Linked DNA regions of Homo sapiens: region 1 is linked to region 2. Evidence: chromatin loops called from intact Hi-C (ENCODE). Cell type or tissue: ovary. All regions are shown on one strand. Each heading gives the region's core, and the rest is flanking DNA. Links, peaks and the distances in the headings are about the cores only. Region 1 overlaps LOC112267974 (a long non-coding RNA gene). Region 2 overlaps EPB41L2 (erythrocyte membrane protein band 4.1 like 2).

Region 1 (12,556 bases), core at 1,525-9,524, 520 kb before region 2:
ACTGAGAAAATGTATTTTGGGCTAAAAATTTTTATAATTAAAAAATAATAATAACTTGAATTCATGAGGGCCTACTGCATTCAGGTACTATGATAAGAGCTTTAATTTATGTTATCCTTACACCTCACAAATACCCCATGAGGTAGGGAAAGAACCACAGTCCCTTTTAGGAAATGCTTGGCCCAAGTGTATGCTCTATTAAGGTGAATGCATTGGGGTCAGATTTTGGAATTTAGAATTTTTCAATTTTTAGAAAGATATGTTGGTGGCCTTAGCATACATTATACACTATACCCAGGAGGGTCTGAGGGATCATAATGGGATCAAATAAAAGTGTTAAAGAGCTTCACATGAGTTCATTTCATATAGGTCAGATTTTGATGCCAGATGAGTTATGACAAAGGATTTGATTTTCACAGCTTTTAGGATTTTGAAATTGCAGACAAAATATTGTAAACCTGTATTATTATCATTCCCATTTTCTTGACCACAAAATGGCTTTAAGAGGTTGGTTAACAGCTCTGGTTTGTACAGCCAGGAGGTGACAGAGCAGACTGCACATCAGGCCTTCTGACTCCTGGTCTGTGGATTTTTAGAATTTAATGCAGATGGACCAGTGAGAAATCCTGAGTTACAATTTGGATGTACTAGTAGGCACCACCAGCTATTTGCCTTACTGTTCTTATGATTACTATTAGCTATAATTTTCCTGAACACCTGTCAGCAACTAGGTGATAAGGGAGTGGGAGAAAGAAGGCAGTGATGGAGCCCAACGCTTTCCTAAAATCCTAAAATCCTGATGGGAAGGCTGACATTCCAGATTTAGATGAACTGATGGCCAGTTCATGAGAACTTTCCAAAGAAGAACCACAAAGAGCTCACAGAACATCCATAAAATATTTGTTGGACGCCTACTACGTGTTACTTATTGTTCTAGGCACTGGGAATAGAAATGCATGTATTTTATTATGATATATGATACTATGTATATCTCTCCTAACAGAGGAGATATACATATAACCAAATAATTAAAATACATTGTGATAAATGCTGTAATAGGGTTCATTAGGAAATACTGGGAATGTCAGGAAAGTCTTATACAAAGAAACTGATATTATATTTGGACTTAAAGGATGAGTTGTTTTTGTAGATAGATAAATGGCAGAATAAGTAGAATGGCTGTTCTAAAAATGCACTTTTAATTTCTGCTCTTGATCAAGATGGAATGACAGGGACAGGATTTATTCCCCACTGGAAGCAACTGGAAAACTGGAAAAAAATATACAAAACAGCAGTTCTCAAGACATTGTGTGCCGGCAACAAAGGACAGTGATGCTGGAGAGATGAGAAATAAGCAAGGTAAGCCCTATAGTGTCCCAGCTTACTGCCTGGAGAGAGTATTCAGGCTGCAGGCCTATATTCTCAGAGTAAGGAGATTCTCAGGGTAAGATTCTCAGAGTAAGCAGACAATGTTGATTGACCGGGAAGGCCAAGGTGGCTAGAGGCCACAGAGTAGAATGCCAGAAAAGAGAGAACTACATAGATTGAAAACTACGCAGACCTGTAGGGAGTCTTTAAGTATTCAACTGAGTACTGATCAACACATGCATGTTAGGAAACCACCCAAGGCTGGGGGCAAGAATCTAAAGGATTAGAGGCGAAATCCTTGGAGCTCACATGGAGCCGCAACTGGAACTTCTTCCCACCAGCCAGAATGGAAAGCCTCATAATTCAGTGGGCATTTGAGTAGAGTACTCAGAAGAATTTTGCCTCATTAGTACAGCTAAAGTCAGGCCTGGACTATCACTGCTCTGTTTCTGCCTAACAAAGCTTAAAAAAACAAGACTCAAAATGATCATATGCTTTCCAATGAACTATCTCCCATAACAAAGCTCAAGAATATTTATAGAAATAAAATACATATGCAGCACCCAAGAAGCTAAATTTTACAATGTTTGACATCTAATAAAAAAATTTTTTTTTTAATTTTTTATTTTGAGACAAAGTCTCACTCTGTCGCCCAGGCTGGTGTGCAGTGGTGAGATCTCGGCTCACTGCAACCTCTACCTCCTGAGTTCAAGTGATTCTTGTGCCTCAGCCTCCTGAGTAGCTGGGATTACAGGCACACGCCACCATGCTCAGCTAATTTTTGTATTTTTAGTAGTGATGGGGTTTCACTATGTTGGCTAGGCTGGTCTTGAACACCTGACCTCAAGTGATCTGCTCACCTTGTCCTCCCAAAGTGCTGGGATTACAGGCATGAGCCACTGTGCCCAGCCCATCTAATAAAATATTAATAGGCATGGAAAGACACAGGAAAACAGGGCCCACAAGCTGGTAAAGAATAATTAGTTGAAATTAGCCCAGAAATTACATGGATAATCAGTTATTGAAGACATTAAGCTTATTGATAAGGTTGTTAGTTCTGTTATTAAAACAGAACATAGATATTCCATATATTTATGGAGCTAGAGAAAAGATTGAACTGTTAGTTATAGATATGAAGATACAAAAATCGAATTTCTTAAGGTTAAAATTATAATGTGTGAGATAAAAAGACAGACTGGATCAATGACAGATTAGGTATTGCAGAAAAAATGATGAGTGAACTTGAAGACATGGTAATAGAAATTATCCCAAATGAAACTATCCAAGAAGGAAAAAATCCTGAACGAATCAATAAAGCATCAGTGGGTTGTGAGGCAACTTCAAGCAAACTAATACAGGAGAATTTGGAACCCCCACAGGAGAAGAGAGAGAGGGACAGAAAAACATTTGAAAGAAATAATTACTAAAAACATTTCCAAATGTGATGAAAATTATAAACCTCAGGTCTAAGAATCTTAAAGAACTCCAAGCATAGGAAACATGAAGAAAAGTATGCAAAGACACGTTATAATGAAATTGCTTAAAACCAGTTAAAAAAAGAAAAATTTAAAAGCCCGAAGCGAAAGACACATTAGATACAAAGGAAAAAAGACAAGGAGGAGAGCAGAGTTCTTGATGAAAACAATGCAAACTAGACAACAGTGGAGCAACATCAGTAAATACTGAAAAAACAAAAACAAAACTTTCAGCCTGTAATTTTTTATCCAGGGAAAACATCTTGCAAAAATGAAGGTACATATTAGTTAAAGGAATTAATCACCAGCAGACCCTGCCCTACAAAAAATGTTGAAAGAAGTCTTTCAAGCATAAGGCAAATGATGCTAGATGGAAATTTGGTCCTATACAAAATAATGAAGAGAATTAAGAAATGGCATGTAGAAAAATATAGAGAATTTTCTTATTAAATATCTTTAAAATATAATCAATGGCTTGAGGCAGAATTAAAAACCAAATATTGTGGGGTTTTAATGTGTAAGTTTAACATGTAGAAGTAAAATGCATGAAAGCAGCAGCAAAACAAATAAACAAAAAATACCCAGAAGGGGAAAATTAGAAATAATTGTAGACCTGACATGGCTAAGAAAAGAATCAGTAAACTTGAAGCAGATCAATAAAAAGTTTCCAAAATGAATTGCAAAGAGAAAAAAATAAACACACACACACATGCACACACACACGTCCCCCAACACATTAAAAAATTGTGGAGAATATGAAAATGGAATAATACAAACTATTCAATCCATCCAAAAGAAGGCAGTAAAAGGAAAAAGGCAATAAAGAACAAATGGAAAAAATGGGAAATAAATATCAAACGCATATCTAATAAAAGACTCAGATCCAGAATATACAGAGAATTCTCAAAACTCAAACAACTCTTTCCTCTTCAAAAAAAGAAATGGGGGAAATCTGAACAGAAGCTTCATCAAAGAAGATAAATGAATAGCAAGTAGGTAGATGAAAAAATGTTAAATAGCACTAATCATTGAGGAAAGGAAAACTAAAGCCACAAAAGAATGTCACTATGCACGTATTAGAATGGCTAAAATTAAAAATCAAATGTTGGGGGAGAATGTGGAGCAACTGGAATTCTCACACATTGAATGGTGGGAATGGAAAATGGTCCTGCCACTTTGGAAAACAGCTTGGCAGTTTTAAAAAAGATACATATAGCTGCTGTATGACTCAGGTATTGCGTGCTCATGTAACTATCCAAGATAAATAAAAAGATTTGCACATGAATGTTTATAGCAACTTTGTTTGTAACGGCCCCAAACTAAAAACAACCTAAATGCCCATCAACAGGTGAATAGATTAACAGTGTTACAATCAATGACATAAAGAGGAATGGATTATTGATATACTCAAGAACATGGATAAATCTCAAAACAATTATGCTGATTATTATTTATATAAATGTCTAATTCCATTTATATAAAATTCTTAAAATTACACACTGATCTATAGTGATACACAGCAGGTCCATGTCTACCTTCCAGGTATATCTGACTTCATCTTCTGTGCTTCTCTCCTTTGCTTCCTGGGCTCCAGACAAGCAAATCTTGCTGTTCTTTGAACACATCAAGAATGTGCCTGTCTCAAGGTTTACATATTTGCTGATCCCTTGACATGGGTAATGCTTCCCCAGAGAGTTTGCTCCTTACTTCATTCTAGCCTCTCATCCAATATCACTTTGTCTAACATAACTCCCAATGATCTCTGCCTGCTTGTATTTACTAGGTGAGTGTGGGCTGGACCTAGTGACTCACTTGTAGCAAATAGAATGCAATGAAGTGATAGGATGCCACCTCCACAATGAGGTTACAAAAAGAGTCTGGCTTACATCTTTCATGCTCTGTACCAGTCTTTCTCATTCTATCTTTCTTAGAACTCTTGTCAATTGCCTTACGGACAGACCTATAAGGCAAGAAACTGATATCTGTGATCGAGAGCCAGTGAGCACCTGGGGCTTGTCACTGGCCATGTGAGTGAGCTTGGAAGCAGATACTCTCCCAGTTAAGCTTGGAAATGATTGCAGCCCCAACCCTGATGGCTGACTTGTGAGAGACCTCCTTGATTCACAGGCACCCAGTTCATCTGCACCTGGATTGCTGACCCATGGAAATGGCGAAGTAATAAATGTTTGTTATTTTAAGCTGCTAAACCTCTGGATAATTTTTTATGCAGCCATAGACAACTAATCCAGAGGTGTTCCTTAGAAAACTATGTAAAATATCCCCACTGACACATACAATTCCCAGTACTCATTGTCCTCTTACCTTGTTTTTTCTCATTCAAGACATTTTTCATCATTCAAAGTATTATTATATGTTATATATGTGCTAACTTGCTGTCTGTCTCTCATTCCCCCAATAAAATAAGATGAGAACAGCATCTTATATCTAGGGCCCGAAACACTGCCTGGCCAAGCTACGTATATATCCATTACATATTTGACACCTTTATATAAAATTTGAAAAAAAAGTCTAGACTATAAGGCAGGCTCCTTTTAGCTAGATATATTCTACATATATTCAGACCTCAACTCAAGGACAGAGGCCATCACAGAAAACCAGAAGAATGAGAAATTCCTTAAGCTACTGTGTCCCTTTTTCCCTAGGATCAGGCAAACACACTACTAATTCATCATACACTTAAAAATATTTGGAAAGGAGGAATAAGCAGAGAAGACAACTACCTCTCTGGTCAAGAGGAGCTGTGAGGGCCTGATCCAGCCACAGGGTGAAAATCACTATGGGAACTCATTAGTGAGGGTTTAACTGAGCCATCAGAGAGGCAAGGCTGGAGCGAGGCATCCAAAGGGGCCAGGCAAGGGTGGAATGGAGGCTAGTCCAGAATTGGGACAGGGACAGAGGCGGAATCTGGTTCTTGGTTGAGCCACAGCTTCAGGAACCAGCAGCAGGCTGAGAGAGAGAGAGATGGACCCCAAGGAAGTTCTTTTTCTGCCCAAGCCAGAGTACAGGTCGAGGCATCAAGGCTGGAGTGGAAGGCTGGGAATCAGGCATTTTCTCATAGATTGTAGGACGAGTAAGAGCAGAAGGTACAAGTGAGATGACACGAGACATCTCCACGGAGCTGTGACTACAGATAGGTCTGCATACATAGACAGTGTTCATTCAAAGTACATTGTAGTAGCCGGGCATGGTGACACACGCCTGTAATTCCAGCTACTCGGAGGCTGAGGCAGGAGAATCACTTGAACTCGGGAGGCAGAAGTTGCAGTGAGCCGAGATTGCACCACTGCACCCCAGCCTGGGCGACAGAGTGAGTGAGACTGTCTCAAAAAACCAAACCAAACCAAAGCAAATGGTTCAATGGTTTTATGTGGGATCAATGGTTTTATGAGCAAGGTGGAAACCTAACAACCATTCATGATATCATTTTTATGTTAAGATGATTTGAGTATTCCAAGCAACTAATGCAAAAGCAGAAATTTTGAAGAATCCTAAATTTGAGTTTACTTGAATTAACAATTTCTGTCAATCGTGGAAGCTGCTGCTATGGCCCACTAGGTGGCAGTATGGGAGTGATTTGCTGGTTAACAGAAAATGGAATAGGCTTGACTCTCAAGCCACTAGTTTGTTTTTTTCCTAGCATTTAAAAGTTGACAATAGAAAATGTTCATGGAATAATAGATGGAAAGTCAGACAAGGACTATCATGCAAAGGCCATTGACATATAAAATAAAACCGTTTTACAAGCAGTTACCATGGAGCATTTTATAAAAAGTCAAAACAGCAAATAATGTCTGCTGTTCATAATAAATATAATGTTTTTAAGTGATTCTTCTGATAGGTGAATGTTAGACAGATATAAAATAGAGACAAGTGAGAGAACAGGACAACGGATACCTCTTTCCCAGACCTTGCAAAAACCAGGCTCCCTGAAGCCTCTATGTTGGGGTTTTCAGTTCCCAGATCCCTACTTCCTCTTTACCCATCCACACTCCTGGCTTCCCTGTGAGATGCTCTTGGCAGCAAATCCCTGACAAGTCACATCATTCAAGTATCTTAATTCACTCTTTCACTTGTATTTCCCTGAAATTATGGACAAAGACACACTAATATTTTGCAAGGTAAAATTTCCAATTTTTTTTTTTTTTGTATGATGAGTGCTTAGACTATTGCTGTACATGTTAAGCACCATTCAGGAATTTCCTGTCCAGGCCAGGCATGGTGGCTCACACCTGTAATCCTAGCACTTTGGGAGGCCAAGGCAGGCGGATCACTTGAGGCCAGGAGTTCAAGACCAGCCTGGCCAACATGGTGAAACACCATCTCTACTTAAAATACAAAACTTATCTGGGCGTGGTGGCATGTGCCTGTAATCCCAGCTACTCAGGAGGCTGAGGCAGAAGAATTGTTTGAACCCGGGAGGCGGAGGTTGCAGTGAGCTGAGATCGTGACACTATACTGCAGCCTGGGTCACAGAGGTAGACTCTGTCTCAAAAAAAAAAAAAAAAAAAAAAAGAATTTCCCATCCAATCAGGTTCTAAGGGAAAAGGGCAGAAAATGTGTCTTCTGGTTCCCTTTCATTAGTGTCTTTTAAGTGCTGGCTATGCAGCATATGCTCAATAAATATTTAAACCAATGAATGAATAAATAAATGGCTCAATATGATGGTGTGCATGGGATGCACAAGGGATGAATGAATAAATACACTCTGGCATTTAACATCTTGGAACTTTTTTTTTATAACATATCAATCTTGCATGATTCAAAATAGAACACTTTAAATTTAAATAAACCTTCAAAATGTCTTAACATTTTACATAGAGCAAATTACTGTTAATAATTTACAAAGTTTAGAAAGTTTAGTTTGGAAAGATTAGTTTAATCTCAAAATACTGATCTAGGATAGCAGGCTTTTTAAATTAGCAGTTACCTTCGAGATCATTAGGTCAACCCTCTTATTTTCAGATTAGAAACGAGGACTCATATTTAGTGCTTTTTTCTCCTTTTAAACAGATTGCTGCTCGAATTTGGCAAAAGCCATACATATGATGAGTATGTTAACTGTGATTGATTTTGCTGTTAAGAAATGTTTGTGAAGAATATTCTTGACAGTCTATATTTTTCATATGGTTGAATGAATTTGTGTAATATTAAGGCATAATTATTTTTGGAACTAGCTTTTTTTACCATCAAAATATAAAGTTTCATTCTTAGACACTTTTCAAATTGTGAAGCACTTTCTGGAGTGTTTGTATCAGCTTACTCTACTTTCTTTCCCCTTGAAGTTATTTCTCTTTTCTTAAAGAAAGTAGGTTAAAATGCTGCTTATTAGGAAAATTAGGCTGGGAAGAAGCCGAAAGATCTGTTAAATACCTCAAGTGAATTCCTGAATTCAAAAAATCTGAACATTATCCTTGAAAACAGCTGAAAGTAAAATAACAAAAACTACTTTTTGGAGAACATTTTTTTTTTTTTGGAATAGAAAAATGTTAACTCATTCACAGATCTTGCCCAGATGCAATCGCCTACTGGTCTGGGTTCAGCCTACACACAAGAACAAATTCTTTCCCGGTGCCTCACACTGTGAGGCTGCAGTCCAATCTTGCCAAGGAGCCAGGGGTTCTTGTGTATCTTTTTATTGCTTTAAATTATAAGTTTGTCATTTTAAATTGAACATCTTTTTACTGCCATAAATATCAGTGGAGCCTTAAATGAAATACTGCACGTACAATTCAGCTCTGAAGAACTATATCCATCCATTCATAAACAAGAGCTCTATCGAGCAGGTTTTTCCTTTAGCAGAAATCTCATTGTAGTTTTATGTATTTATGTATATGTAGTATGTTAGTCAGGGTTCTCCAGAGAAAAAGAACTTATATATAGAGAGATATGTAAGAAGGGATTTATTATGGAAATTGACTCATATGATTATGGAGGCCAAGAGTCCCTTGATATGGTGTCTGCAAGGAGAGCTAAGGAAGCTGTGTGAGGACAAAAGACCTGCGAACCTCGTGAGCTGTTCCTGCTGCAAACTCCAGAGTCTGAAGGCTGGAGAACCTGGAGGTCTGATGTCCAAGGGCAGGAGATGGTGGTGTCCCAGCTCCTGAAGAGAGAGAATTCACCTTCCCTCTGTCTTATTGTTCAGGCTCTCGACAGATTGGATGATGCCCACCCACACTCGTGAGGGCCATCTTCTTGACTCAGTCTACTAATTCAAATGTTCATCTCTTCTGGAAACATCCTCACAGAAAATAAGATTGTTTAATAGGATGCTCAAATGCTCATCTCTTCTGGAAACATCCTCACAGACACACCCAGAAATAATACTTTACCAGCTATCTGGATATCCCTTAAGCCAGTCAAGGTGACACCAAAATTAAGCATCACGCTGTGTATGATTTATGTATTTCTTTATATTTTTGGCACAATTCAATGCTGAAATTACTCTTTAAATGTCATGGTTCGAGTGTTTTGAGTTCAATGTACCCGTTCCTGAACTCATCATCATCCTCTCCTCCCACAGTAATACCGATTTAGAGAATGGGCCACATCTAGCAGCTGCCCATCAAAAATCTAGAAGTTGACCGGCCTGGCTTTCACTTGCCTACTTTTCAATTCTGTCAGACACTTAATCCTCAAGTTTGCCTCCCATGCGTCTCCCTTACATGACTGCATCTGCCACGTGGGCAGGGACTTGGTTGATAAACTCAGGGGCATATTGAGCATAGTCCTTAAAACTCAACGAATGTCAGAGGAATGAATAAATGATGAATATTTATCCAATCTATCCCCTTATTTTCACTCTTGCCATCTCGATCCTAGTTTAAGCATTAAGCATCTCTTATCTGGACTACTGCAGTAGCTTATAGTTTGGATTTTCTGACTCTATTTGTATGTCAGCCACCTGCCTTAATTCTAGCCTCATGTTTCTCTACTCTTGTCCTATGTTGTATGCTTAAATACTACTGAGCTGATTATGTCTCCTGCCATATACCCTGATATCTCCTGCCCCTATGACTTTACCTAGGATGTTTCCATCTCTAGAAATGCCTGGTCATTTTTTTTTTTTTTTTGCAAACTTCTGCTCATCCTCATTGCTGAGCCAATGTGACGTATTTTTTAGTAACTTTTTTCTGAAGTCCCAGGTTGTATTACATGCCCCCTTTCTTTTGTCCTATTGTACCTTGTACATTTCTCTAACTGAATTCTTGTATCACATTCTATTTTACTGTTCATCTGTCTGGCTTTCTCTCTGTGCTCCTTTTGGGTAGGAATTCTTTCTTAAACATTGTAGTAATTTTAATGGTGCACAGAAGGCAGTCCATAAATATTTGTACTTGTTTTTTCTTTTTGTGGAATGAACAACTTGGATGCCACAGGAATTTAGGATCGCCACTAATTACGAGTGTGTCTGCCATAGCTAGGGCCACTGAGTACAGCTGTACACATTGTGCACTGCACTATTCTGGGCATGGGTACTAGTCCCATAGAGGATAATGTGAACGTCTACTCCACCACTCCAGTTGTAAACTGCACCAGTCATCCAACCACAGGCACTACCCTGGTGGATATAGATGAGATACTGCAGTGAATACCATTTTTAACTGTAAGATAGTTATATTTTAAATTGTAATTTATTTCAGGTTTTTAATAATTGGATTTATAAACAAACATTGAACAAATAATTCCATTATAATTCACGTGATACTTTTTCTTTTCACAGGAAAGCATTTGTTTTAGCTTGGCATGTTTCTTCCCAGTATGTACCTCATAAATTATAAAATACTTTACCTTCCTTTCCTAGACTGTATTCTTGTTTCCTTAAATGAATTTGAAACCCCGGGACATGAAGTTTATACAGATGGACAGCTATAAATCAATGAATTTTACTATGAAAAATAAGCATTGGCATGTGCATTTTTTTCCATGAAACACATCAGTCAAAATTTAAACTTTAAAAAAAATCAGAGGCTAAAGAAGTTCATTCTAAAGAAAGCTGCCAGTAAACAGATATTACCATTCTCCAGATTCTAGAACTGAACTAAATTGAATTTATCATTAAATATCAAATTTATAGCTTTTAAAAAGACATTAATTTTTCTCTAGAATATCAGTAAGTCTCTTAAATATTAGAGATTTAGGACTGAAAAACATGAAATTCTCTATTTAGTAACTAGCAAATTCTAAATTAATGGATGATAAACCAGACAACTCTTTAAATAAAAATCAATCTAATAAAAATAGCCATTAGACTTATGCATCAAAAAGGTATCAAAATTAAAACTGAGTAAATGGTCAACTTGGCATGAAGCCTTACTAAGTTGATTAAAGTAGAGACTCACTAAATTGACAGCTGGTATTTACAATCTGTGTGGAACAGATATTGATATTAATATTTGTAATAACCACCATATTGAGAAGTATGCATCCAGCATTATGCTAAATGTAAGATACTTTTTAACATTTTGTCATTTTAATACTCAGAAGAATTTATAAGGTAGAAGTGACTACAATACCCATATTATGACTGATGAAACCTATACGTGAAGAGATCAACAAAGAAAATAAGGAAGAAGTGAATGAAAAATTAATTAAAAAGCATTTTTTCAAACCAATCAGGAGAATTAATGAGGCAAGCATTGTTTATCTCCAGAAATGGGATTAAAATATTAAAATATGGACCAGCCAAGAAGGCTCTAACTCTCTAGATATGGTCCATTCTACCCCTACCTGTAGCTGCCTGTCTTCTGTCTACTTTCTGAGTCTCCCATTGAAGCTGAGGTTTGAAATTCACCTGCTGATCAATGTTGCAGATCTCATGTGAGACCCTGGAAGTGGACCCATGGGATAATTGGCTGATACCCTTTCCACAGTTGCTCCTGGTAAGCCTATCGTGTGTTGGGACTCATGCCCCAATTCTGATTCATATTACAGGACCTGCTGGACCTGGAGCTATGTGCCCTGGTCTCTGATTGCTGGTTTTGGCCAAACAACAGCTCAGTACTTGCCAACCCTCACTTCCTGGTGGGCTAAACTCTGTCTACTACCTAGAGGCTCTGGCTAGGGTCCTGTTTCAATTTGAAATTCACTTTTTCCCCACCTCTTTCAGGGTTAAGATGCTACCACTTATGTGCCATCAATGCCCAGGCAATACTAATCCCATAACTCCACCTAAAAGAGTAGGACTTCTGTATATTCACATTAGCCTATGAGGAAACTGAATCCAAGTTATCTTGGACTTTGAGGTTTTATTATCAGATGACTACACATGAGGTCAACCCAAAAGCAAGCTTGGTCCTCTCAGCCTCTACTCTGCACACTGTCAGCTTACCTCCCTCAGCCCATCATGCTGACACTAGGATCAATTAGGCCTCAAGACCAAGGCTGTTTAGCCAAAAACAATTTCTGAACCTTAGAAAAGCCTTCCATTTGTTCTAGTCATCCAAGTACCCAGTTTGCTGGAACTCTCTATCCACCTATTCTCAACTTCAAGAAATCTTCTGGATAAAATATAGAAAATCATTTGGGATCCAAAGTAGATAGTTGTAATGTAGAGAAATCTAAGTGGAAAGCAAGTAAGTGTAAGGTTTATGAGTATAAAGGAAAAATGGCAGATTTACCAAGACAAGGTTGAGAGTGTCAGAGGGAAACGAGAATATAAGAGATTGTCTTTAGATGGCCACAAGTAAGAGAGG
Region 2 (12,556 bases), core at 2,680-10,679:
AGTCCTGAACTGCTTCGGTCCTTTGCATTCCTGCTGTCTTGGCCTCCACCTAGACCAAGTCGGCAGTCTCCCTACATTACCCTACATTCAGCTGCATCCTATGCTCCAAGGCCTTTCACCAGGGGCCAGAAATGCTCCCACAACCCTCAATGGTCTCACTACAACAGTTCCGAATCTTATTCCAAATGCTATAGTATCTGAAACGGTTCACCAATAGGGATAATGTTTCTCCAACTGGAGACCTTCAATAAAACACTTCAATAGGTGCTTTAATTTCTGTCACATTGTCATTATTTATTATTCAATAAATTTACCAAAAAACATATATAAATATATATATTATTTTGGAGACAGGTCTTGCTATGTCACTCAGGCTGGGGTGAAGTTGTGCAATCATAGCTCACTGAAACCTCAAACTCTTGGGGCTCAAATGATCCTACTACCTCAGCCTCTGGCTACAGGACAGGAGTGCACAGCCTCACTTGGGTTTTTTTGTTTTGTTTTTTGTTTTTGGTAGATACAGGGTCTCAGTAGGTTGACCATGCTATTCTTGAATTCCTGGCCTCAAGCTATGCTCCTGCCTCTACCTCCCAAAATGCTGGGATTACAGGTGTGACCCACTGTGACCAGCTAAAAATTTAACAGAATGAACTCAAAGCTGTAAATACTATCTTTTCATCTCTCTTGATAATCATGTTGGTAATTTGGCAATTTGGTGTTGGGAAACTGCAGGTCCATGACTGCTGCACATCCTAAACCTAGCTGAAAAACAATTTGGGCAAGAAAAAGCCCATATTATGTTTTCTGAAATGTTATTTGCAAAAGTTTTTTAAAAATAATCTGGCCAGGTAACAGCCTCCAGAATTTTCCAGACATAATTTAGCGATTGGAAAATTCAGAAGAGGTAAACACTCCTAGACAATAAGAACAGCTTTTTGGTGAAATCTCAAGTTCTTTGGCAAGACTGAATATCAGAAATCAGAGTTCACAACTCTGATAACCATCAAAATTCAGAACTCTGATAACTCTCAGAATTCATGACATTAAGCACATTTTGGAAATAAATTTTCTGATTTCTATTTATCAAAAAGTTGTTAGAATTTTCAAAGCATGCTCACAAGATTCTTACTTTCTGACTTTGTAATTGGTGTGCCAGTCAGAAGAGGCCTCTGAATTTATCACAATGTATTCAATGACATACAGTCTAACATGTGAGTGACAAGCAGAAGACAGCAGAAAACATGTATTCAAAAATACCATCCAATGTATAATTACCATCAAACAGATTGGGGATTTAAAAATATTCTTTCCACTTTTCAAATTTTTCAAATCCAATTTCCAAAACCTTGTTTGATCTACTTTCCTATTTATTCTATCATTTAGCCCAATTTACCAGATGAGATTATAACAGCCAGAGAAATACTTTATAATACAAAATATTTTTTTAAAAGACAGCCTTGCTCCTGTAGCTACAGGTGGGAATAAGTATAAACATTGTTTCAAGTGGCTCTGTGGGTATTAATTCCCATAGATTCTCTCAATGCCCCCAGGACCCTAAACCCTGTTCTTGCTGTCTCAGCTAAATAAAACCGAGCCCTAATCCCCGCACACCACCTTTCTTAGTCCATGGGACCTGTGAAGACAAACTTTCTTCCTGTCACTGCAAATATGGTCTTCAAAACACCCAGGGAAGCGCAACCTATGATTTCAATGTGAGTGTTATACAAACTTTCTGATGAGGCATACATTTGCAAAATCACATTTGGTTCCACAATATTTCTAAGGCTTGGCTTGCTGAATCGGATTCTCCAGGGAGTTGTTGTTTTTGTAATAATTATAGAGAAAGTGAGAAAGGCCTTTCACAAGGCGAGAGATAATTTAGTGGAAACAGATCTCAAAGACGACAGTTATGCAAATTGTATTTAATGTACTTACTTTAAATGACTAGAGAAAAAAATTCTATATAACACTTTACAAGAAATGTACCCTGTTGGTTATTTGCTCTATAATAACACCATAACCTGGTGTGCCCCAACAAAAGTTTCACAAGAAAGCATCCCAATCAGACTGGGATGCAGCCCCTCAGTGGCCTAGTTTGCCTGATATACAGAGGGCCAGTGGACACAAAGTAAAGAAGGACATGAAGCAGAGGAGCAAGATTCAGATGGTACAGCTAAAATATTTCCTGAAAACAAAATGAAAAATGCACAAAGAAAACAAGCAAAAATATCCCTCGGAGAATTCGTAAAAGCTGGAATGGATTATGTAACCAGGCAGAAGGAATCTGGCACTCTCAACATTAGATTTACAAACTTTCAACGTCGCTTTCACCGTTTCAAATAGTGATGTTGGCAGCATCATCAAATTACAGAAGAGCTGAAAACAGATTTTGAAATGCTACTTTTCACAAAATACTAAGACTTCTGATGAAAAATATCACTCAAGTTTGTTTTTTTAACCCTTTAGAAAAAGAGAAGTGACAAGTTTAGAGAATAAACAAACTTTATTTTATAATAGTATTACAGGAAGCAAAATATCATTTAATACAACTTGAGGCTGCTATAAATCTAATCTGGCATCGTAACTATACATAGGGTCAAAGGCAAAGGAAAAAATGTTCAATATAGTTAATAAGTCCCTATCGGGTCTCTGGTGCCAGCTTTAAATGGTATAACTTTCTTGTAACCAACAGAACACCACCACAGCCCCCTCCCCCTCTCCCCAGCATCCTCAAACCTGTGTGAATCATAAAACTATCTGAAAGAGATAGGCCTGCTCAATAACAAAAGGTAAGTTTTACATGTGTAGACAAAGAGGTTTAATACAAAGCAAGAGTTCTACCCAAGTGTTCAAATAATGGAAAGAATTGAAATGTGGGTATGTTAAGAAAGAAAGCACTAAGGTTTTAAGCTGCCTGAATCTTTTAGTAGAAGGGAAGAAAGTTTTCTCTTTCTCTTCCCTCCTGTTCTGGAATGCTGCCGAAGGGCATGTGTCTGACAAGCATTGGCACTGTGGTGCGGCAGGGTCTCTAAGCACAGTGCACAGTCAGTGAACTTCTTCATTATTCTCCAGTCCAGAGATTCTGACTCTCTACTAAAAGTAGAAAGTCACAGGACTGGAAAGTCAAAAGGGTCCAATATAAAAAACATCCCTGTGAAATTCTCAAATATTAGAAAATTTTCAAGATGTAAGAAAGGCTTTTAATCTGTATTAATATTTTCTCATACAGTATATTTGCTGCAATTTGAAAACTCCGTAAATATTTACTGTGAGAATTCAATGAAAAGAATCCAGAAGAAGGAAAGCCACTATCTAAATTAGTCACAGAGTTTCCTTTCTGCGCAACAGCACCTGTTCAAGTGAACAGCACCTTACCAGCTTGGGCTGGCTTTGTTCACTGTCATTTGATCAAAGTGAGTCATTAAAAGCAGGTAGTTGCACACAAAGTAAACAGAAAACAAAACCAAAACCCCTTAATTAACAACAACAAAAAGAAAGAACTGAGAATATTTAGAAGTGGTTATAAAACAAAATAATATATTAAATGCATGGGAGCAATATAGACCAGAGCTGGTAAGGAAAGGTTTGGTGTTGGCATTTTAATTCTTCAGGCTTCTGGTCATTGTTACCAGTTGTAGCATAAATTCGCTGGAATAGTGGTGTGGCATTAAGACTTGGAACGGTCAAAAAATCTTCAGGGGTTCACAAAGTTGAGTGTTGTTTAAAAAATGACTTTCTAGAAGAGAAAAAAAAAAAAAAAACAGAAGGCTTAAATATTCCAAAAACACAGGCTTGAAAAAAATGTTAAGTAACATTCATCAAGTTTTCAATCAAGTAATCAACAGTTACTGTCTGCCTAGTCTTACATTAAATAGTATGTTTACCAGAAGACAAGCATGAGACACTATTCCACTCTCGAGGGCCTTAAAATACCTGGAGAATTGACAAGTACGCTAGAAGCAACTGGCAAATAAGAGTTCACTGCAAAAGAATTTATTAGCATAAAACAGAGACAATTCATATGTAAGAATTTAAAGACAGAAACCAAGGTAGGTTTTAAAGCTATACTCAGGGAAAGGGAAAGTCAAAGTCTATTTTCTTTGTGCTAAAACGAATGGAAATGGTGCTTCAGGTGGAAAAACACAATGAGGAAAGAGGCATGGAGGTGAAGAAGTACACAGTATTATGACAGTAAGATGTATGTTGGGGGAGGAGGCAGAAACGAATGGAAGGAATAGGACGGTGAAGAAAGGGACATTACTAAAGTTGAGCATTGGTATAGTGAGTAGTAAATAAAGGTACAAAATATTAGGTCTATTCTTTAATAGACTGAGAAGTACCAGCTTGATCTAATTGACCAAAAAAAAAAAAAAATGAATTAAGAAAAAACATTTGGACGAAAAGACCAGTTGGCAATCTACTACAATGGTCCAGGGCAGAGTGCAAGAGCCACAGAGAGATAGAAGACTGGTCAAAGAACTTGGGGTTGGCCAGTCATGCAGGGCATGATAAGCCCAGGAAAGGAGGTTGGGATCGTTTCTTCTTTGGTTTTGAGGAAGGGTTTGTCATGGTGTGATTTACGTTTTGAAAACACTGCTGTGGCTTCAGTGTGATGAATAAGCTGAAGCCGGCAAGGAGTAGAGGCAGGAACAACAGTCAGGAGACCAGTGCAGGAGTCCAGCTGGATGAGGAAGATGACAAATGTCAGGCATTCCTGCCAGATGGCCAGGACCCAGACTTGAGTGGTCACCACAGAAATCAGGTGGGAGAGAAATTTGAGAGGCACCACTAAGGAGAATAATCAGAGTGTGGTGGTTAAGAAGTAAGTATAAGACAGGATGATAAGGTTTGGAGTCTGGGACCTCAAAAAAAGGAGAGAATGAAGGCTTACAGCCTGGGTGAAGCATTAGACCTAGGGATATAGATTTGGGCATCAGAACAAGGGATAAGTGAAACCAACAGATAGAACTAAGTCTCATGTGAGCATAGGAATAAATGAAAGCCACAGAGTCTTGCAGAAGTCCACAATCAAAGGTAAGTGGAGAAGACTTTTTAAAAAACCCATGATGGTGCAATGGCCCTGAAAGAGAAAAGGGTTTTAAGGTGGCAATTGTTTCATTTTATATTTGAACTTGGTTGGAAGTTTTGGCAAATGATAGGTAATCACAAAGGACAGTGCAGAGTGGTAATTAACGTCTTTTCCAAGAGACACTGCTCCCAAAGTCAATTAGAATGTACACTCTTTTGGTTAGGTAAAATTAAGTCTTGCTTTAATGAAAAAAGTTCCTACCATTTAGATTTATCACAGATAATATTAAAGCCTCTTGATTATTCAGGACAGATTGATTAATCAACTTCATTGTTTTCTACCCTGTTGTCTGCCTTAGGTTATTTCATTACTCATTAGTACTTCTGTTTGATTCTAGGCTGGGGGAAAAAAAAATCAATGGAGAAAATAGAAAGTCTTTTTTTAGGTTAGTAATTATGAAAAGAAATGTGGGGGATGATGAAGGGAAATGGATACAATTACCAATCAAATTGGATTTGGCAGTTATATGACACCTTCAGTCATGGAACCTGTTCTTGTTCCTTCAGAGCTGGTATTTCCATTTGCTTTGTTTAGTAAATATGCATCATTTGTTGAACACAGCTGCCATTTTGCCTAGTTTATGTTATTAAAAAAACAAACCCCTGATGCTATCAGGGCCTGAAAACCTACAGAGAGAACAATGTTTAGGATTCTAGTCTCCATTTTCTCTAGGCCCTATGTCACTTTATTGCTTTGCATCTGTTTTCATCAAAAATAAAAATTTCACTTTGTAATGAGTCATAAATTTGTAAAGAAAAGCTAAAATTAAACTTGTTTCAAAGTTATTACAGGAAACTAAGCATATGTTGGAATTGAAGGGATCTTGATCTCAAAAAACTTCAACATTTACTGAGCTAAATATAGAGAAAAAGACATAGTTACCCAAATAAACTCAAAATGTAATTTATTTCCATTAATAAACTTTTTTTCTGGTAATGAATATTATAAATGATAACCTTCATGTGCTCTTAGGATTCCAAACAGCTTTCAGAATCATTTTATTGCCATTTTAATGTTAAAACTTATTTATTTTCTCATTCTTTAAAAATCAGTAAATCAAGTTTAACTCTGAGTTATTAGATATTGTGTCAAAACATCCCAGTTCCTTATTGGCGTGGATGAACAAGAAGTAACTTATTGTACGAAGACTTTATTTACATATCCACTTATCTTTTTTGACTGTTTCTTGCACTTAAACACATGTAGAAATACGTTCCTAAGTACTAAACAGTTAGCTTTTGAGCTAGAAAAGAGAAAAGATAAAGACAGAATCACCAATGTCACTGCTACATAAGCATCAGAAATACTGTACTTTTCTGTCCTCTGGCAGGTGTCTGTGAGAAATAAACTTAATATCTGACAATTTTTTACAGGCTAGAATTTGGGACTAAATGATTTATTACATATTCCAACCAAACTGAAAACTAGGCAATGGCTCTTCATGTAAAAGCTGTAAAAGTTTCAAGAACATTCTTTTCTTTCTCTAAGCTTGAATTCTACTCATATTCATAGAAGTCTGGGCATCTTTGTCAATACAAATTGGCAGGCATTAATTATAGACATTAATTCAACCTGCTTTCACTTTTACACTATCACAGGTTCATCCTGAGTTTGGGTAAGATCATAGCTGTTAAGCATATGGATTATACTTTATGTATTAGAATTGTGGTGAAGTCAACAAAAATAAAAGCATTCATACCACTGTTCTGTTTCCAAGTGTCACTGTTCCACCCTGGCCTATACAATGTCAGTAAACATTCTAACTACTATAGTCACATTCCTTAGTCTATGTCCCCCTCTTTTGGCCAATGTGAGAATAGATCAATGTGGCTCAATTTCATCTAATCACAGGAGTAATTCTATGTTCAAGTTCTTCAAGGATATATGTTGGTTGCATGCCTTGTCTTAAGCACTCACAGAGGGATCAGAGAGTTATTTACCCTCTCAGTGCACCCAATGAGCAGTGGTGAAAAAAGTCCATACATACAAGTTCTATGATCTTGCCCGAAAAGCACAATCTTTGAGTTTCTAGAGACAAAGGGCTCATGTATTGATCTCAATCTTGAGTGCTCTACTCCAGAAATTGACTCAGTAAACTGATTTCAAAAAGCATTTGACAGAAAATACTAGCAATGCTGCCTTTAAGTGGTACAGCACTCATCTAGAGAGAAGTCTCAATAAAAATGCAAAAATGTGGTTTTCCCCCAGATAATACAACAATGCAAATAATACAAGAAAACAACATTTCTTCAGATTAATGAACATTCAATTACCACAGAGCAATAACATAATCAAATATTCTGAAAACGGGAATGAAATATTTACTTAAGGCTGGGCATGGTGGCTGACGCCTGTAATCCCAGCATTTTGGGAGGCTGAGGCAGGCAGATCACGAGGTCAGGGGTTTCACATGGTGAAACCATGTGGCCAACATGGTGAAATCCCGTCTCTACTAAAAATACAAAAAAAAATTAGCTGGGCATGGTGGTGGGCGCCTGTAGTCCCAGCTACTCAGGAGGCTGAGGCAGGAGAATCACTTGAAGCTGGGAGTCGAAGGTTGCGCAAGCTGGGATCGTGCCACTGTACTCCAGCCTGGCCACAGAGCAAGACTGTCTTAAGACACTGCATTTCCTAAGCAAAAATGAACTCTGTGCACTCAGGTGTAAAATTAAATTTTAAATATGATACTTTATGGATTTGACAGTTATTTCAAATGCTGAACTTTTCATTTTATTCTTCTTTTATCCTCAATTTGCATATTTGATTTTAATTTCTAAACAGAATTTCCATTGTTTAAATTATAAAAATCAGCTGGGCACGGTGGTTCACTCCTGTAATCCCAGCACTTTGGGAGGTCGAGAAGGGCAGATCACCTGAGATCAGGAGTTTGGGACCAGCCTGGCCAACATGGCGAAACCCAATCTCTACTAAAGACATAAAAATTAGCTGGGCATGGTGGCACACGCCTGTAATCCCAGCTACTGGGGGGCTGAGGCAGGAGAATCGCTTGAACCCACGAGGCAGAAGTTGCAGTGAGCTGAGATCATGCCACTGCACTCCAGCCTGGCTGCCAGAACGAGACTGTCTCAAATAAACAAATAAATAAATAAAATAAAAATCCCAGAGCCAAAAATGCAAGCATGCTAAATTTCCATTTGGTTAAACCCAGAAAAAAGTCAATTCTTAAAATGTCTGTATTACCATTAAAATATACACGAAGTGTAGCCTGCAGCCCCTGAGGACTGCTGAGTCTCTTTAAGGGGACCATAGAGTCAAAACTGTTTTCATTATCATACTAAGACATTATGTCCTTTTCAGTGTGTTGGCATTTTCACCAATGGTGTAAACAAATAATGGTGAGTAAATCTACTGGCAGCTCAGCCTACATAAGTCGAAGCAGAGGAATCAAACTATATTTGAGGTAACCTTATTCTTTTTTTTTTAGAGGCAGGGTCTTGCTCTGTCACCCAGGCTGGGGTGCAGTGGTGCAATCATAGCTCACTGCAGCCTTGAACTCCTGGACTCAAGGGATCCTCCTGCCTCAGCCTCCCAAGTAGCTAGGACTACAGGCACATACCATCACACCCAGCTAATTTTTAAAAAGTTTTTTGTGGACACAAGCTCTTGCTATACTGCCCAGTCTGGTCTCGAACTCCAGGCCTCAAGCAATCCTCTCACCTCAACCTCCCAACGTGTTCGGATTACAGGCGTGAGCCACCAGGCCTGGCCTGGCACCTTATTCTTTACCAGTGTGCACTTGCAGTAAAATAGAGAAGACAGTTTCACTTAAGGAAGTCCTTGAGGACACAGAAGAAATATTAATTTTCCTACATCTCAAGCCTGAGTGCATCTTTTTAATATTCTGTGTGATGAAATGGGAAGTATGCACACGCCATTCCCGCTGCATACAGAAGTACAACAATGTCTAGAGGAAAAGCATCTATGGGAATGTCTGAACTGTGAGTTGAAGCAGCTGCTTTTTCATCAACCACCTTTCTTACTTGAGAGAATCACTGACAGACAAGGGATGTTATTCAATTTGGATACTAGGTAAACCTTTTATTGAAAATGAAGTTGAGCCTGTCGCCTCAAGAGAAACAATTGACAGTACTTGTTGCCAATGATAAAATGCAAGCTTTTAGGTGAACATTAGAATTTGGAAAATGGTGTTTTGGCCACCATGAGCTTGATAGCTTCCCGATATTAAGACTCTTGAGGAGATCAGTGGCAGCGAATGACCCTTTTACTGTCTCCATCATTTTACCTTTTCCAGGATGTCATACAGTTTGATCATACAACATATATAGTCTTTCTAGACAGACTTCTTTCACTATGTGATGATTTTTAACTTAATAAATATTTATAAAACTTCTCAGTTTTGACTTATGATAAATTTCAATAGATACAATTCACATGAACAAAATCTCTTTGGGCCTTCAATAATTTTTAGGTGTATAAAGTGGTCCTGAGACCATTCAGTTTGAGAACTGCTTATGTCCAATCTGCTATCACTAAACTACTGCCGTTTTCTTCTGTCACAGATATTTGTGTATCTGCTGAGTACAGGGAGAAATTAAATCCAGTGTTTTTCTCTGCAGTCAAATGAAGCACAGTATCTGTTCTACAAATAATTCAGCAAAATGCTTTTGCTTTTCCTGGTTTGCTGGAACATGTTCATGCTGTTTGGAGACCCCACCTTCTTAGGAGGCTCTTCTGTGGGTCCTTTAAGGCCCAAGTCCCATCTTCAGGCCTTTTGGGACTGGGTTGACCTTCCTGAGCCCTGTGTCCTCTGAATGAACTGTATTACTCTCAAAGGCCTACATGCTAATATAACTTTACTTCAAATAGTAATAAAGATACTGAGCTTCATCTGACTGAAAAGCAAAAAAATATCGGATTTAACTTTTATAGATGTTCCTATGATATTTTACTCCTGGCTTTGCTTCCAAGTTAAATTCAATCTTACTCTTAGAGATGTCCAGTTCAGTATCCCCATTACTAACTGTCTGAACCAGTATCTTGATTTCTTTACAGGGTACTTCATCTAATCTAGAAGCTTTTCAGTCAATCATACACACTACTGATAAATTCATATTACTAAAGGACATGGCATGTAAGACCATCTGCAATTTGCCTTCAACAAATGTTTCCAGCTGTGCTGAGAACTCTATACATAACCACGATGGAGGTTTGCTTTTCCCGACATCCTTCCCATTGTTTTCCCATGTGCTCTTTCTTCCCTCCCCAATCTCCAACTATCCAGATTGCCCTTGGTGCTTTGCACAGAGGAGCTTTCCTGCAACCTTTCTGGAGAGCTTTGTCTTGTTTGGCCAATCAGAAGCATTTCTCCTGTCAACTTCCACAGCCCTTTATCTAGGCTTCTCTTCAAATATACTATTTTTGTGCCCTGAACATTATTTTTATGCATGTTCCTATGCCTTCCCCTCTCACACACAACTATAATAGTCCCTTGAACATAACAGGCTCATAATATAGATTAATGAATCCAGAAGTGAAAGTATCAGGGACTAATTTGTAACGTAAGACTGAAGAATAAGAGCTTGAGGAAACGGCAGGGAAAAAAAACAACAGAATTGCATTATATCTTTAGGAAGAAGCACTAATTCCCATGTTTACCATTACTCTCATCTGCCAATTTTCTTGTTTAAGTAGAAAAACATCAGGTTCATTTTTCTGTTCTCTTTTGTTGATTAACTATATCTATGATATCCCATGAGGACTCTTACTTCTTTAAAAAACTGGTTTCCTCAAATCACTGAAGCCGTAACACAAGTTTCTAAAAGTAGTAGTGCCGGCCCTAAAGCTGTTAAGGTCTTCTGGTTCACTCTGCTAGGTCAAATCTTCTGGGAATTTGATATAAAAGCGTTCTACAAAATCTTAAAGCTTCTTTTAAATAACAAATGAACTATGGTCAGGCTCCACTCAGTATACTCTATTAGAGCTGAGCTTTTGTCACTTAGGTTCATAAGATGGGTAGTAATGAGAAAACATTTCTCTGTAGCATCAAATAAGAGCTTAAAAATACAAACTAACAAAGCTTTCATCTTTTAGAAAAAAGGAAGGTTAGTGGGAATCAAAAGAAATTTCTAGACCCAACTTTCTCACTTTTTATCTGAGGGAACATGGGAAAAAAATCACTTTTCCTCAAAGTTAAATAAAGATAGCTTAAAACACTATTCCCTGCCCCCTAACAGTCTCTGTCTCTCTCTGTCTCTCTCTCTCTCTCTCACACACACACACACACACACACACACACACACACACACACACAGAATCTAAACTGCATCGTGCCATATTAGTTTAAGGTTGTCCTCTCACTTCATCCCTCCTACCCTCCACAGATCAACACTGTCCAAGAGAAATATACTGCAAGCAATGAATGTGAGCCACATATGTAAATTTTCTAGAAGCCACATTTCAAAAAATAAAAAGGAACATGTATATGTAATTTTAATGTAGTTATTAAACCCAATATATCCAAATTATTATTTCAATAAGTAATTAATTTAAAAATTAGAAATAATTTACTTTTTTCTCATGTCTGAAATCCAGTAAATATCTTATACTTACAACATATCTCAATTTGAACTAGCCACATTTCAAGTGCTCAATAGCCACAAGTGGGTATTGGCTACCATACTGGACAGAACAGGTCCAGACTTCCATGTGCTCTAATGCTAACTCAACTATTTTGATGCAAGAAAGCATCAATATGTCCTTGGACTGTAATCCTCGTAAGGACAGGAGTATCTTTACAAAAACACACACATACACAAACTTGTTAATTAGTTGCCATAGTAAAATTCCCCTCTGATGCCACCCACAAAATTTACATGTTTAAACAATTGGTATCTGGGGTATCTAACAGAAAAGCCTTGAGATAAATCAATCTATACTTAGCACAGGTGACCTATGACAGTTACGTTAATGTCTAGGATCCTATTTCCTTATAAAGAAGGTTAGAGGAGAGACACGAAGATGCTCTACAGGCAGTTTAACATTAAATATTCTTTACATTTCCAGACTCTCAAACACAGCCTAGGACAGGGTAACAAAGTCATAACCACCACCCCAACACGGTCAGAGGCCAGATGGGTAACATATATGCATAAGGAGACTGGGCCCCAAGGGCCTCAACATAAAGACAGGATATGACAGGCAGTAGCACTGTGGTGACCTAGAGAGCTCCTCCCAGCCTGATGCTGGCCACACCTACTAAGCTCCAGCATAGTAACCACAGGGAGAGCAGGCTCAATGTCATCAGAGCTTCTGATTTTTCTAAAATTGCTGACTATCTTCTAATGTTTAAGCACTAATAATTGATTCAAATTCTAAGATATACCCTTTAGGCCAAAACAAAAAACAAAACTGTGGATATGGCCTGCTTGTCTCTAAGCGGTCAGTTCTGTCTTGCCCCTCTCCCCACTTTTGGTGCCAATTTTTTAA

The links. A loop is a pair of places that touch in the nucleus more often than their neighbours do. Peaks named below come from ENCODE experiments on the same cell type or tissue, not always from the same donor. Only the 100,000 strongest peaks of a DNase experiment are listed, where the experiment ranks them.
Region 1: it touches region 2 in a loop (2.8-fold over the local background); 58 of 110 quality-filtered maps call a loop at or near these places.

Annotation. Positions count from the first base shown.
Region 1 is chr6:130,316,450-130,329,005 of GRCh38, forward strand. LOC112267974 (a long non-coding RNA gene) reads left to right here. Exons shown (of 3, transcript XR_002956398.2): 3 at 1,221-7,053. It also overlaps a transcript of SAMD3 not described here. Among named protein-coding and RNA genes, the nearest start is that of TMEM200A, 43 kb to the right of the region's middle. In ovary, for the core only: a CTCF peak has its summit at 6,414 (motif pointing right); a DNase peak (open chromatin) is centred at 6,419.
Region 2 is chr6:130,836,863-130,849,418 of GRCh38, forward strand. EPB41L2 (erythrocyte membrane protein band 4.1 like 2) reads right to left here. Exons shown (of 20, transcript NM_001431.4): 20 at 2,485-3,736. It overlaps SMLR1 (small leucine rich protein 1), which reads left to right. Exons shown (of 2, transcript NM_001195597.2): 2 at 1-273. Among named protein-coding and RNA genes, the nearest start is that of SMLR1, 16 kb to the left of the region's middle. RefSeq lists an enhancer at 12,117-12,256. In ovary, for the core only: a CTCF peak has its summit at 6,844; a DNase peak (open chromatin) is centred at 7,652; H3K27ac peaks cover 2,202 bases.